2 separate regions of the Homo sapiens genome follow, and region 2 is linked to region 1. Evidence: read pairs that join two places in POLR2A ChIA-PET (ENCODE). Cell type or tissue: PC-3. All regions are shown on one strand.

What was found. Peaks named below come from ENCODE experiments on the same cell type or tissue, not always from the same donor. Only the 100,000 strongest peaks of a DNase experiment are listed, where the experiment ranks them.
Region 2: POLR2A ChIA-PET joins it to region 1 with 10 read pairs; 3 of 35 experiments call an interaction of 5 or more read pairs at or near these places.

What each region holds. Positions count from the first base shown.
Region 1 is chr6:33,552,163-33,560,162 of GRCh38, forward strand. No RefSeq gene overlaps it. Among named protein-coding and RNA genes, the nearest start is that of BAK1, 24 kb to the right of the region's middle. In PC-3, no CTCF peak of the experiment used is centred here; a DNase peak (open chromatin) is centred at 4,869; H3K27ac peaks cover 2,763 bases.
Region 2 is chr6:33,877,907-33,885,906 of GRCh38, forward strand. It overlaps a transcript of LOC105375027 not described here. Among named protein-coding and RNA genes, the nearest start is that of LINC01016, 15 kb to the right of the region's middle. RefSeq lists an enhancer at 697-1,197. In PC-3, no CTCF peak of the experiment used is centred here; a DNase peak (open chromatin) is centred at 7,405; H3K27ac peaks cover 716 bases.

The DNA of each region.
Region 1 (8,000 bases):
GCAGCCTGGGTGACAGAGTGAGACCCTGTCTCAAAAAAAAAAAAAGTGCTGGGATTGCAGGTGTGAGCTACTGCATCTGGCCTAAAGTATTTTTTTTATTTCGATTTTACTATTATATAAGCCAAATTTCTAAATACTGGACCAAGAGAAAGACCATTGAAAGAGTAAGCATTGAAGCTTGTGGGTGCTGTGGAATATAGAGGTGATAACCAAAAAGAGCAAGACCAAAACTCCATCTCAAAAAAAAAAAAAAAAAAAAAAAAAGATGCATGAGCAAGCACAGTCAGCAAATTTATTTACTTTATTTCATGCCAGGTACTTGCTAAGCCCTTCATTGGATCCTACCCTCAAACTACTCTGACAAAATGTGTATGTATGTATTTGTTTATTTTAGACAGAGTCTCGCTTTGTCGCCCAGGCTGGAGTGCAGTGGCTCGATCTCAGCTCACTGCAACCTCCGCCTCCCGGGTTCAAGCGATTCTCCTGCCTCAGCCTCCTGAGTAGCTGGGACTACAGGCGTGTGCCACTATTCCTGGCTAATTTTTGTATTTTTAATAGAGATGTGGTTTCACCATGTTGCCCAGGCTGGTCTCGAACTCCTGACCTCAAGAGATCCACCCACCTTGAGCTCCCAAAGTGCTGGGATTACAGGCCTGAGCCACTGCGCCCGGCCAAAATGTGTATTCTTACAAAAGTTAAGGCCTGGAAGGTGGCTCAGCCCTATAATCTCAGCACTTTGGGAGGCGGAGGTGGGAGAATCTTTTGAGCCCAGGAGTTCAAGATCAGCCCTGGCAACAGAGTGAGACCTCATCTCCAAAAAAATTGAAAAAAATTAGCTGGGCATGATGGCACTCGCCTGTAATCCCAGCTACCTGGAAGGCTGAGGCAGGAGAATTGCTTAAATCCGGGAGGCAGAGATGGCAGTGAGCCAAAATTGCAGCATTGCACTCCAGCCTGGGTGACACAGCCAGACTCTGTCTCAAAAAAAAAAAAAAAAAGAGAGACAGTGTCTTACTCTGTCACCCAGGCTGGAGTACAGTGGCACAATCACAGCTCACTGCAGCCTCAACCTCCTGGGCTCAAGCCTTCCCCCCACCTCAACCTGAGGAGTAGTTGGGACTGCAGTCGCGCACCACACATGCCTGGCTAATTTTTGTATTTTCTGTAGAGACAGAGTTTCATGATGTTACCTAGGCTGATCTCGAACTCCTGAGCTCCACTGATCCTCCCACCTCAGCCTCCCAAAGTGCTGGGATTACAGGCTTGCACCACTGCCCCTAGCCTAAATTAATCTTCAATTAATGTTGTAAGCTTAAAAACAGATCTTCTTATGTTTTTAAGTTTAACTTCCATATCCTGATATTCTATTTAGAAATCTTGCAGGTTTTGGATAAAAGTAAGAGTAATAACTTGTTCTTTGATTAATACACAATTAGCCCATGGGCTTGACATATTTAATTTGCTTGAACATTACTCATAGCATTTACAAACTTAGTTAATTAAATTCTCTTAAATATTTAAACTACATTTACAAATTTAATATACTTGATTTTTTTCCCAACCACTTCCAATTCCTCAGGGTAGATTTACAAGTCAAACAAGAAGGAAGTATTCAGCATGTAAATAATTCTCATAAACCTAATAATTCAGACTCTTAAATGTGGCAAGTCAAGTTATCTTGAAGATTCCAGCCCGGGGATAGTGGCTCATGCTTGTAATCCCAGCACTTTGGGAGGCCCAGGCAGGCAGATGACGAGGTCAAGAAATCGAGACCATCCTGGCCAACATGGTGAAACCCTGTCTCTACTAAAAATACAAAAATTAGCTGGGCGTGGTGGTGCGCACCTGTAGTCCCAGCTACTCGAGAGGCTGAAGCAGGAGAATCACTTGAACCCAGGAGGCAGAGATTGCAGTGAGCTGAGATCACGCCACTGCACACCAGCCTGCGACAGAGCAAGACTCCGTCTCAAAAAAACAAAACAAACCAAACACACACACAGAATATCTCAGTCTTCCAAAATCTCTTTTCTAACCTTTACATTAAAAAAGTAACATTATGGGCCGGGCACGGTGGCTAATGCCTGTAATCCCAACACTTTGGGAGGCCAAGGCGGGTGGATCACGAGGTCACAAGTTTAAGACCAGCCTGGCCAAGATGGTGAAACCCCATCTCTACTAAAAATAAAAAAATTAGCTGGGCGCAATGGCAGGCACCTGTAATCCCAGCTACTCGGGAGGCTGAGGCAGGAGAATCGCTCGAACCCGGTAAGCAGAGGTTGCAGTGAGCCGAGACCTCGCCATTGCACTCGAGCCTGGGCAACAAAGCGAGACTCTGTCTCAAAAGAAAAAAAAAAGTAACATTATGCTGGGCTCAGGGCTGTGTGCCTGTAGTCCCAGCTTAAAAAAAAGAAAAAAATCTTGTGTTTTTTTTTATTTGATCATTTCTATTTTCCTTCCCAAAGTAATAAAGTACTTTTAGTTCATATTTTTCTTGCCATAATTCTACAATGGTCTTATTGATTTGCCCCTACAACTAAAAAGAAGTCTGATAATTACCTAAATGAATTTTAAAGTTACCTTTTTTCTTTCCTTAGAGACAGGGTCTCCTTTTGCTGCCTAGGCTGGAGCGCTGTGACAGGATCATAGCTCACTGTAACCTTGAACTCCTGGGCTGAAGGGGTTCCTCCCACCTCAGCCTCCCAAGTAGCTAGTACTACAGGCGTGCACCATCATGCTCGGCTAAGTAAAAAAAAATTTTTTTGTAAAGATGGGGTCTCACTGTGTTGCCAAGGCTGGTCTCAAACTCCCAGCCTAAAGGGATCCTCCTACCTCGGCCTCCCAAAGTGCTGGGATTATAGGTGTGATCCACTGACCTCAGCCTAGTTTACATTTAGAAATTTACATTTCTAAAAAAAAAAAAAAATCTCAGAGTCTCTTCTTAGAAAGTGGGAGAAGGGGCCAGGCGTGGTGTCTCATGCCTGTAATCCCAGCACTTTGGGAGGTCAAGGCGGGCAATTCACCTGAGGTCAGGTGTTCGAGACCAGCTTGGTCCAACATGGTGAAACCCCGTCTCTACTAAAAATACAAAAATTAGCCGGGCATAGTGGCATGCACCTGTAATCCCAGCTCTTCAGGAGGCTGAAGCAAGATAATTGCTTGAACCTGGGAGGCAGATGTTGCAGTGAGCCAAGATAGTGTCACTGCACTCCAGCCTGGGCAACAGAGCAAGACTCCATCTCAAAAAAAAAAAAAAGAAAGTGGGAGAAGGGAGGCGTTTTTTGTTTTTGTTTTTGTTTTTAAGTAGTGCAGTGTCACAGTCTCAGCTCACTGCAACCTCTGCCTCCTGGGTTCAAGCGATTCTTTCTCCTGCCTCAGCCTCCAGAGTAGCTGGGATTACAGGCGTCTGCCACCACACCCAGCTAATTTTTGTGTATTTAGTAGAGATGGGGTTTCTCCATGTTGACCAGGCTGGTCTCAAATTCCTGACCTCAAGTGATCCACCCATCTTGACCTCCCAAAGTGCTGGGATTACAGGCGTGAGCCGCTGCGCCCAGCTGGGAAGGGAGGCATATCTGAGAGGGAGTATCGTGAAAAGGAAGAAAAATGTCTTCAAAAAGACACCCTCTCCTTGCTCTTGTTTTGCTCTTGTTGCCCAGGCTGGAGTGCAATGGTGCGATCTCGGCTCAGCGCAACCTCCGCCTCCCGGGTTCAAGCAATTCTCCTGCCTCAGCCTCCCAAATAGCTGGGATTACAGGCATGTGCCACCACGCCCTGCTAATTTTGTATTTTTAGTAGAGATGGGGTTTCTCCACGTTGGTCATGCTGGTCTTGAACTCCCGACCTCAGGTGATTTGCCTGCCTTGACCTCTTAAAGTGCTGGGATTACAGGCCACCATGCCAGTCCTGTTTCCTGTTTTCAAAAATAGAAATAGTATGTACAACTGTCTCTTTTGTTTAAAGGATATGTTAAGGAGTATAAGAAAAACTTAAATAATCATTTATTTACGCAGATTTTATTTATTTATTTATGTTTTTGAAATATAGCCTCAGCCAGGTGCGGTGGCTTACACCTGTAATCCCAGCACTTTGGGAGGCCGAGGCGGGCGGATCACGAGGTCAGGAGTTTGAGACCAGCCCGGCCAACATGGTGAAACCCTGTCTCTACTAAAAATACAAAAATTAGCTGGGCATGTTGGGGGGCTTCTGTAATCCCAGCTACTTGGGAGGCTGAGGCAGGAGAATTGCTTGAAACCAGAAAGTGGAGGTTGCAGTGAGCTCAGATTGCTGCCACTGCACTCCAGCCTGGGCAACACAAGAGAAACTCTGCCTCAAAAAAAAAAAAAGAAAGAAAGAAAGTCTCACTTTGTCATCCAGGCTAGAGTGCAGTGGTACTGCAGTGGTGCAACCTCCGCCTCCTGGACTCAAGCAATCCTCCTACCTCAGCCTCCTGAGTAGCTAGGAATACAGGTATGTGCCACCATGCCTGGCTAATTTGTGTGTGTGTGTGTGTGTGTGTGTGTGTGTGTATGTGTATATATATATATATATATATATATATATATATATATGTATATATTTGTCATACATATATATTTGGTAGAGACATGGGTTTCACCATGTTGGCCAGGCTGGTCTGGAACTCCTGACCTCAAGTGACCTGCCCACCTCAGCTTCCCAAAGTGCTGGGCTTATAGGCGTGAGCCACCATGCCCGGCCCATTATTTTTATTTATTTTTTATTTTTATTAATTTTTTTTTCTGACTCTGCTCAGAAAGAATGCTAGCAGGTTTGATGCCAGCAGATGATTAAACAAGTGCTTTCGTGTTTGCACTTGTTTGCACTTCCTCTCCTGCTTGCGTGCAATTGTCATGAAAACATGCTCAGTCTAACCTGAGTCATATCTGGGCCAGCTAGCTGGAGGGATGTGAGAGAGACACATGGAGGGAACCCCAGCTGTGCAGGGGAGGCCATCCTATACCAGCCAGGTCCCAGGGAGTCCTCAATCACCTGATTAAAGATGCATGAGTGCAGCCAGGCATGGTGGCTCACGCCTGTAATCCCAGCACTTTGGGAGGCCAAGGAGGGCGGATCACCCGAGGTCGGGAGTTCAAGACCAGCCGACCAACATGGGGAAACCCTGTCTCTACTAAAAATACAAAATTAGCCAGGTGTGGTGGCGCATGCCTGTAATCCCAGCTACTCGGGAGGCTGAGGCAGGAGAATCCCTTAAACCCAGGAGATGGAGTTTGCAGTGAGCCGAGATCGCACCATTGCACTGCAGCCTGGGCAACAAGAGCAAAACTCTGTCTCAAAAAAAAAGAAAGAAAGAAAGAAAAAAGATGCATGAACAAGCCCAGTCAGCGGAACTGCTCAGTTGACATTGGCTGGAAGAAATCATAAATGGTTTTATGACCACTGTAATTGCCCACCTGGGTTCTTCCTGCCTGCTGCCCAGAAAAGCCAAACACGGAGAACACCAGGAATTGCAGTAGAGAAAGTTTAATCACAGGGCCAACCAGGCTGAAGGATGGAAGATGTTTATCAAATCTGCTTCCCTGAGAATTTGGAATCCAGGGATTTTTAAGGATAGTTTGGTGGGCAGGGGGCTAGGGAATGGGAAATGCTGATTGGTTGGGTTGGGAATGAAATCGTAGGGGGATGAAGCTGTCTTCTTATGCTGAATCAATTCCTATAGGGGTCAGAAACCTACTGTGTCAGTTTATTGGTAAAGGTTACTGGTTTGGGCAGTGTCAGCTGGTCCATCAGAATGCAGGGTCTGAAAAATACCTCAAGCACTAGTCCTAGGATTTACAATAGTAATGTTATCCATAGGAGCAATTGAGAAAGTTACAAACCTTGTAACCTCTAGCTGCATGACTCCCAAACCATAATTCTAACCTTGTGCCCATTTTTTTTTTTACAAAGGCAGTTTCAAGCCTGGGCAACATGATGAAACCTGTCTCTACAAAATATACAAAAATTAGCCAGGCATCATGGCACCTGGGACCTGTGGTCCCAGCTACTGGGGAGGCTGAGACAGGAGGACCGCTTGAGCCTCAGAGGTGGAGGTTGCAGTGAGCTGAGATAATGCCACTGAAACTCCAGCCTGGGTGACAGAACAAGACCCTGTCTCAAAAACAACATCAGTGGCTGGGCGTGGTGGCTTACACCTGTAATCCCAGCACTTCGGGAGGCCGAGGTGGGCAAATCGCCTGTGCTCAAGAGTTTAAGACCACCCTGAGCAACATGGGGAAACCCTGTCTCTACTAAAACACAAAATATTAGTCAGGCATGGTGGAGGCACATGCCTGTAATCCCAGCTACTCGGGAGGCTGAGGTAGGAGAATCATTTGAACCCAGGTTGCGGTGAGCCGAGATCGCACCATTGCACACTCCAGCCTGGTCAACAAGAGCAAAACTCCCGCCAGGCATGGTGGCTTATGCCTGTAATCCCAGCACTTTGGGAGGCCGAGGTGGGCAGATCACAAGGTCAGGAGATCAAGACCATCCTGGCTAACACGGTGAAACCCTGTCTCTACTAAAAATACAAAAATTAGCCGGGCATGGTGGTGGCCGCCTGTAGTCCCAGTTACTTGGAGAGACTGAGGCAAGAGAATGGCGTGAAGCCGGGAGGCGGAGTGCAGTGATCCGAGACCATGCCACTGCACTCCAGCCTGGGTGACAGAGCGAGAGTCCGTCTCAAAAAAAGAAAGAAAGAAAGAAAGAAAATATACCAAACGAACTTGTAGATTTGAGCAAAGAAATCTCCAGTCAGAATGTTGAAAGTGTCCATTGGCTTTTACCATCTGTGTTTGATAAAGTTTTCTTTCTTTTTTTTTTTTTGACACAGAGTCTTGCTCTCTTGCCAGGGCTGGAGTGCAATGGCACGATCTAGGCTCAACCTCCGCCTCCCGGGTTCAAGTGATTCTCCTGCCTCAGCCTCCTGAGTATCTGGGATTACAGGTGCATGTCACAACGCCCAGCTAATTTTTGTATTTTTTTTAGTAAAGATGGGGTTTCCCCATGTTGGCCAGGCTGGTCTTGAACTCCTGACCTCAGGTGATCCACCTGCCTGGGCCTCCCAAAGTGTTGGGATTACAGGCGTGAGCCACCATGCCCAGCCCTTGATAACGTTTTCTAAGCTGGATCCATGGCTCATGTCTGTAATCCCAACACTTGTGGAGGCCAAGGCAGGAGGATCCTTTGAGGCTAGGAGTTCGAAACTAGTCTGGCCCATGTAGACAGATCTCATCTGTACAAAAAAAATTTTAAAATTAGCCAGGCATGCTGGCAGGTTCCTGTGGTTACAGGTACTCCGGAGGCTGAGGTGGGAGGATTACTTGAGCCTAGGAGGTCAAGGCTGCAGTGAACCATGATCGTGCCTCTGTACTCCAGCCTGGGTGACCCCATCTCAAAAAATTTTTTTACAAGAGGTGAGCTAAAGAGATGAACTAGTCAATTTGCAAGCTGAATTCAGAGGAAATGTGGAGGGTGCAGCATTTTCTGGGTTGGAAAAACAAAATTACTTCCCTGCTGGGCCTGGTCATTCACACCTGTAATCCCAGCACTTTGGGAGGCTGAGACAGGCAGATCACTTGAGGTCCGGAGTTCCAGACCAGCCTGGTCAACATGATGAAACCCCGTCTCTACTAAAAATACAAAAATTAGCTGGGTGTGGTAGCATGCCCCTGTAGTCCCAGCTACTCAGAAGGCTGAGGCAGGAGAATCACTTGAACCTGGGAAGTAGAGGTTACGGTGAGCTGAGATCTCACCACCGTACTCCAGCCTGGGTGACAGAGCAAGACTGTCTCAAGAGAAAATTTATTTCTCATTTCTAGCCTCTTAGCCCAGTAAAGAAATGCACTCTAGGGCATGGCTGAAGACTGTTAAATTCTCTGGGAATATCAAGACAGTGCCTAGTAGACCCTCTGACAAAAGGACATCTGTGAATTTTAAAAGCATGACTCCCACAGCACCCTCACACAGTTAGTTGATACCTA
Region 2 (8,000 bases), 330 kb after region 1:
CCCCACCCTGAGCTCAGTGGGCCCCCAGCCCACACCACAGGCTGAGGGAGGCTTGGTTGTCATGGTGACGTCCAGGTACCCAGAATAAAGAAGGGGCTGCTGGGGAGTGGCACAGTCATCTGTACATCAAAAACAGTTGCTGGCTCTGCTCCTTTCCAGCTTTGCACTGACCTGTCTATCCAGGCCTCACTTGGGCCAGAGCCCAGCTTCACGAAGCCTTGCCTGGCCTTGTCAGGCACAATCAATTGTTCCCTCATCTGATCAGCCCTTACACCCGTCCACGGCAGGCTGGCCACTGCACTATGCTAACTTGAGCTGCGTCTGTTCCCTGGCCAGGGTGGGGTGCTCCCCTGCGGTCTACTTTAATGAGTCCACCCCCACCACAGCTCTCTGGGAGGGTTCCTAGGCAGACTGCACCTTGGCTGAGCCAATAAGTGGAACCCACCCCCCCTTCCTATCTACTCCTTTGACCCAGATCAAGCATCAGCTCCCGTGAGCTCTTCTCCCAAGAATTTTAGTCCTGTTCATCTCTGTGTTGACACCGTTCATGTCCAATAAGCTTCTCTTGCAGTTGATGGGTGTGGGGTGGGGTGAGGGCAAGAGGGCCCAAATGGGCTGCTGAAGCCAGGCCTGGGAAGGAGGGGCTAGGGAGCAGTGGGGATATGGGAAATGAGGGCAGGCCACGGCATAAGGAAGGGGAAGGCTGGCTTCCTGGCCCCTTGCTGGCCAGACACACTGTCCTGGAGCTCTGAGTAGCTTTAAACCATACCCACCAGGAATTAAGTGTTGAGAGAAAATGAGCCTGCAGGTGCTGGGGTTTGGAACAATGCCATGTGAAGAGGCCTCCTTTCAAGGCTGCTGGATCAGGTGACCTTGAGGACATCTCACACTGAGAGGGTGGGGTACAGCGTGTAAAGGTGTGCCTAATGGATGCCAGTGTGTGGAGGAGGGCCCACTCCATCCCAGGAGGCAGATGTTGGTCAGGAGCGTGAATGGGGGACTTAGCTCCTGGTCATAGATATGTGCAGGCGTCAGCTGTAGGACTCTGGTGAACAGGAGAGGCAGGTCCAGGTGTATTTACATTTCTTTCTGACTCTGCCTAATTATTTCTCCCAATTGCTCCCACTTTGAGCCCAGCCCAAGGTTGTCCTTTGATCAACACTGCCATGCCTCCCAACGCTAATCTGCCAACCATAAGCGTCCCGAGCTTCTCTCGCCCGGACATTAACCATGAGTCCTCTGGGCTGGCATGTGCAATGGGCCCAGCCGGAGTGCTGCTGGGAAACCTGCTCAGGGGGCGAGCTGAGCCTCCTGGGATAATTCTGACTAAATGATTCTTCACGGAGTTGACTTGAAATGTGATGAATGGGTCCCCAGTGCTCTTAAAGCCTCCGAAGTCAGAGCCACAGAAAAGACTCTGGGAGTGGCCTTGAGTCCAGCCCTGGAGAAAACCAAAGGTTGGAGTCATGAAGTAACTGCTTATCCACTCAGTGACGGCAGAGTTGAAACTAGGACCCAGGACTTGCCTCCTTCTTCTTCTCATGCCACAAAGATAAGAACATGCATTTCCTGACATGCAATTTGCTAACCTCTTCCCAGGTTATGTGTGTGAAAGTACCAGGCTACCAGATGGCGTTGAGTCCGAATTAAGGTGGTGTCTCATTGCATTTCACATCATGACCAAGCAATGTCTTACCACCCCACAAAAAGCCAACTGAGGCTTCCTTGAGTGGAAAGACCACAGTGTTGAGGGCAGGGGCTCTGTGAGCAGGTACCTAGAGCTAGAAGTCAAAACAAGGAAATGTTTCGAGGGAGGAAGGCAAGTTAAATGTCAGGCCTCTGAGCCCAAGTTAAGCCATCATCATATGCCCTGTGATTTGCACGTATACATCCAGATGGCCTGAAGCAACTGAAGATCCACAAAAGAAGTGAAAATAGCCTGTTACCGCCTTAACTGATGACATTCCACCACTGTGATTTGTTCCTGCCCCACCCTAACTGATCAATTGACTTTGTGACAATACACCCTCCCCACCCTTGAGAAGGTACTTTGTAATATACTCCCCGACCCTTAGGAAGGTGCTTGGTAATATTCTCCCCACCCTTGAGAATATACTTTGTAAGATCCACCCCCTGCCCACAAAAAATTGCTCCTAACTCCACCACCTATTCCAAACCTAGAAGAACTAATGAAAATCCCATCATCCTTTGCTGACTCTTTTCGGACTCAGCCCAACTGCACCCAGGTGATTAAAAAGCTTTATTGCTCACACAAAGCCTGTTTGGTGGTCTCTTCACAGGGAGGCGCATGACATTAAAGACAAGGAAGCTGCCCTCTTTTGTGTGCCCCTACCCTCTCCTACCCTCTCCCCTACCCTCTCTCCCCTACCCTCTCCCCTACCCTCACTCTCCCCTACCCTCAGCCTGAATCTGCCTTTGGTTAAATGCCTGATGGAATTTTGCAAAAATGAGAGATTTGCTCGGATCACCCCAAATTCCACTGGGTGGAGGATGGGCGGGGAGCTCCAGCAGTGAGAGCGTGGCAATGGAACTGCTTTGTCGAGCTGAGACAAGCATGTCTCTTCTGGACAGCAGATGGGCCCTCTTTGTGAGCCTGTCGCTGCAGACCCGTCTGGGTCCCTGTAAAAAGTAAAGGTTCCTCTATCAAACACTTTCCTCCCCGTCTAATTAGGAATAAATAGTAACTTCTCTTAGAAGCAAAATTTATTCAAAGACCTGTGCTAACATTCTTAAATATCTGCTAGCCGTAATAAAGAAATCAATATACTTTATGTTCTTAGCTCCCACAATTTAGCCTAAATATTTGTCCTGGGTTGCTTATACTGGTCCAAGCAAGCATTAGGTCATAGCCTGTTCCTCTTCCTTATTTGAAGGTGTTTTTACCTTTCTCAGCATTACACAAGTTACTTCCTCCTTCCTTTATTCTCCTCTACCTTTGCCTCTTTTAAAAAGTTCTCAGTTGCTAGCCAATCAGGACAAATACAGAACGTGAGGTCCCGTTCCAGCCAGTGGAAACCGGATACAGCAGTAGGGTGGACGCGTCAGGTTATGAATGACCCTGTCTCCTTCGTTCGGTGTACTCGTGGCAAAACTGCTGGCGAGTGTACCCTTCCTCCAGGAAGTAAAAATGGCCTTGCTAAATAAATTTATGTTCAAGTACGATTTCTTTACGGCACCGGAAAACAAGCATTTCAAACAATTCAGCTGCTAAGGGGAGAACTATGCTCTCAAGATCACACTCAGCTAAAAACCTCACAGGTCCTCAGGTAGTGGCAACAAGGCATCCTAGCTCACATTGATTCCTTTGGCAGTTTACAGGTTTTAATACACATTCCCATGTTATTTTGAGTCTCTTAACCATGGACGAAGAGTAAGGAGAAAAAAGCTTCCCTATGCAGGTGGGAAGACTGATCTGCATCCACTCAAAAGTGAAGTGGAGTAAAACGATTCCAGGCCAGTCCGTCTCCATGCCACACGAGGCCCCGTGCCCCAGGGCATCCATGGGAGGCCACAGCTGTTGATCATAGTTCTTCCCTTTGCCCACTTTTGTCTTTACAAGTAATCATTTCTCTGTTTCCCATCAACATCTCTGTCCCAGGCAGAGATGTCACCCTTCCCCACCCTAGGCCAGACTTGAGGCTGCTGTCCCTGGCACCCCCTGCAGAGCCTGCCCCTCTGGCCCCCCCACTGAGCAAGTGAGTGTGTTCAGCAGAAATGTTCCTCAGCTAGCAGAGATCAATACATCAATAGAAACATCAGCCTGAACATAAACAGAGGGAGGTTGAGGGGAACAGGGGCAGGGGATAAATGCATTCTGCAAAGAGAAAAGCCAGACAGCCCCATCGGGATCTGTGCTCCTGGGAGCGTCTCACCTGCATTGTTAAAGAAGGGAGAGAGACTCATTACTTCAGGCCCTGCTAATTAAGAATCACCATCATGGGAGGCTGAGGCAGGAGAATTGCTTGAACCCAGGAGGCAGAGGTTGCAGTGAGCCGAGATAGCACCACTGCACTCCAGCTAGGGTGACAGAGTGTGAGACTCCGTCTCAAAGAAAAAAAAAGAACTGCCTTCAGATTGGCCTAGGCTGAATTCTGCCTTCATTCTAGGACTGGCGAGCTGGCTCACCTGAAGGCAGCCTTTTCTATCTTGGCCTTACAGGAGCATTGTGGGTGGGATTCCTAGCCATTCCTTTCTTGGGGCTCCATAAGTACTGGGAGTGGGAGCCCCCTGAGCCAAGCATGGTGCCTTTGAGCTACAAACACCTGGCAAGTGCAGGACGAACTGCCGTGGCCGGACTCTGAGCAGCTTAGATATGCAGCAGCCAACTAGCGAAGAAGCGGAAGTGTAACTTGGATTCCAGTGAAGAATGAAAGGCCCCTAAGCAAGGGCAGCAGTCCAACTATCCATGTCGACACAAGTGATGGGAACTAACTCTGGCTTCACTCAGCCTCAGTAAACCTCCAAAGGCACCGTTCTGGAGGGCCATCAGCCTGGCGCCCACAGCCAGCATGGGGAGCACCTGGATGAGGTCTCCTTTGCAGAACTTTGGGGAGGAGGGTGGAGAAGAATGCTTAGCAGGATGCCAGCACCCTCTGGCAGGGGCTCCAGGATGCTCAGTTCTGGGCTCTGGGCCACAGAAACTTCTATCCTTTCCTTTAGCGAATTTGGGAGAATACGCCCAGACCAAGACCAAGAAGCAGTTTGCAGGTTTAGTTTAGTTTAGTTTAGTTTAGTTTTGTTTTGTTTTGTTTGACACGGAGTCTCGCTCTGTAGCCCAGGCTGGAGTGCAATGGCTCAATTTCAGCTCACTGCAACCTCTGCCACCTGGGTTCAAGTGATTCTCCTGCCTCAGCCTCCTGAGTAGCTGGGATTATAGGCATGCACCACCATGCCCGGCTAATTTTTGTATTTTTAGTAGAGACAGGGTTTCACCATGTTGGCCAGGCTGGTCTGTAACTCCTGACCTCAGGTGATCTGCCCGCCTCGGCCTCCCAAAGTGTTAGGATTACAGGCATGAGCCACCGCGCCTGGCCAGCAGTTTGCCAGTTTCTATGGCACAGCTACCCTGAAGAGGTGCAGATCATCAAGTCTGGGTGGATTCTCTGTCACACATTCTTTGATAGTGTTTTTAAAAAGGAATTGGGATTCGAATTGGCGGTGGCTTCTAGTTTGCGGTTCAAGTTTGACCGCTGCCGGCCAGCGTCCTCTGGCCATGGACACCCCGGAAAATGTCCTTCATATGAATATCAACCACTTTTACTTGCTGTGAGTCAAAGAAAACTGAAAATGGTGGAAGTTTTATTAAAGAAAAACACAAATGTAAATGCAATTGATTATCTTAGCAGATCAGCCCTCATACTTGCTGTTAATCTTGGAGAAAAAGATATAGTCGTTCTTCTTCTGCAGCACAATACTGATGTGTTTTCTCGAGATGCATATGGAAAGACTGCAGAAGATTATGCAATTGAGGCTAAGAATAAAATTTTCAAGAAATACAGGATCAACTTACAGCAACTATAAGATGTACTATGGAGACGGAAGGCCATGCACAAAAATACAATGTGAAGCAGCACACAAAATAAGGCTTGAAGTAGAAAATGCCGTGATAAGAAAAACTATTAAAAAGCAAGATGACCAAATTGAGCGGCTTGAGAAAATCCTGCAATGTTCAAGTTTGCTGCAGCAGGTATTGCAAGAAAATGGAACTACAGAAGTAGATGAAGCTTCTTCTGAATTTAAATCTGGATCCTTGCAGGGGTCCCCAGCCTGCAAACCATGGACAGGTCCATGACCTATTAGGAACCAGGCTGCACAGCAAGAGGTGAGTGGCAGGCAAGCGAGTGAAGCTTCGTCTGTATTTCCAGCCACTCCCCGTTGCTCACATTATCACCTGAGCTCTGCCTCCTGTCAGATCAGCAAAGGCATTAGATTCTCATAGGAGTGAAAATCCTATTGTGAAATGCATGTTCAAGGGATCTAGGTCACATGCTCCTTATGAGACTCTAATGCCTGATGATATGTCATTGTCTCCTATCTCTTCACGATGGGACCATCTAGTTGCAGAAAAACAAGCTCAGGACTCCCATTGATTCTACATTATGATGACTTGTGTAATTATTTCATTATGTATTACAATGTAGTAATAATAGAAATAAAGTGCACAATAGATGTAAAAAAAAAAAAAGGAATTGGAAGGAGCAGACAGACCTGCTTAGCATTGTTAGGGTTTGTTCATCATGGCAGGTCTTTTCCAAATAGGCCACCACGTTGCTGATTTTCATTCCTCTGGGAAGTTCTCCAGAGTCCAAATTCTTGCGTCAATTACTTCAAAACTCAGTTTTATACCTGTTACTTCACTTATGTCAAACCACTCAAGGAATAGTGGCGTTGTTGGGGCCAGGAGGTGTTGCGGAGCAAGAGAGAGGAAGGAGAAGCAGTTTTTGGGGACTGGCTGGGTGGGGTTGGACACCCAAGAGTTCAGAATTTGGGCATTTGGGGAGCAAGGGGAGGCCATCCCCTAAGATCCTGGTGGTGGCATCCACGCCCCTGAAAAATCACTTTTGAAATCTGTGCTCTAGCTTAACAAAGAATTCTCCTCTCAAGTATCAAGTGACCCAAGGGGTACTCTGGGTTAAATAAAAGGGAACAGCCAGCAGAAACTGTCCTAAGAAGAACCTGGGGTTCTTGGGGCAGATTAGGAAATTAATACCAAAGAGAGGCTTAGGGCAGCTGCTGCCCAGCCTAGTAACCAGAAGTGGTCTTCTGGGTCTTGAGGTCTTCAGACCGGTAAGTCAGCGTCCGGTGAACAGCCTCAATTAGAGACCATAGCTCTCAGGCCTTCTGCTGAGGATGCCTGAGGTCTTTGCTGACACCTGTTCTTGAAAAGCATGGAGATCAGGACAGTTTGAGCTTCAGGTAGATGAGCAGAGAGCAGAACAGGGCTCTGAGCTGGGTGGCCTCCTCCTTCCTCTGAGGAATCATGGGGAGAGGATGATTAAAAAGAAAGGATGTCTGTGGGGGTAGGGAGTGGGCTTGGGAATATTCGGGATCAGTGACCCTCGGGTCCTCTACCTTGGCCTGATGTGGAGTTGCATTTGCTTTCCCTGAGTTTCAGGCTTGTACACAGGGAGGGGTATGTGAACAAGCAAGCCCTGATGTGCTGAGGACACGATGGCGGTAGCAGGCCTGGGGACTCGCCATAAATAGCCCCAAGATGCATCAGGAATGGGATGGGGCTGTTGGTAACCTCCTTGCTCAGCTAATGATAGTTATAGCACCCTACAACTCAGGGGCACTTGATTTATTTACCAGGTCCTTCCATACCCATTAACTCATGGGAACTTTCCAAGGGTACTATAAAATGGACAAGTAGAGGTGACTGGGTCTCAAGAGAGGTGACTCACATGATGAGTCAGTGGTAGGACTGGCACTGGACTCCACCCCAGAGCTCTCAGCTCTGGCCCTCTTCCCTCCTACTCCACCATACTACAGAGGGACAGTCCCATAGGAAGACCCCCAGGTCAACCCAAGAAACAGCCACACGAATGTGAGGGTGTCCAGAGCCGCTCTGCTTCCAGGCACCTCCCTCCTCATTCAGACACCTTCTAAACCCAGCTTGGAAGGATGCCCTCTCACCAGTTGCTGCATGCCCTCACTTTTGAACTTTGTAGATTGGGAGCTTGAGGGCACACACCACCCCCCCTGCACAGGACGAGAGGTCGACAGGTACAGGCAGCTAGGAGCAATTCACACCCACCAGTAAGTGGGGAAGAGGCTGGCTTAGCCCTTTGGGATACCTGGCCAGGCCTTGTGGAGACCCAGCTGGGCTCCTCAGAGCAGGGACAGCCCATGGGCTCCATAAACTTCAGTGACTCATGGGTGACCACCCTGATAGGGCCAGGGAGAGGCAGAGAGGTAGCCTGCCCTAATCACTGCCTGAAGGCTCTGACATCAGAGAGGTTTGCTGGCCTCCCTCTCAA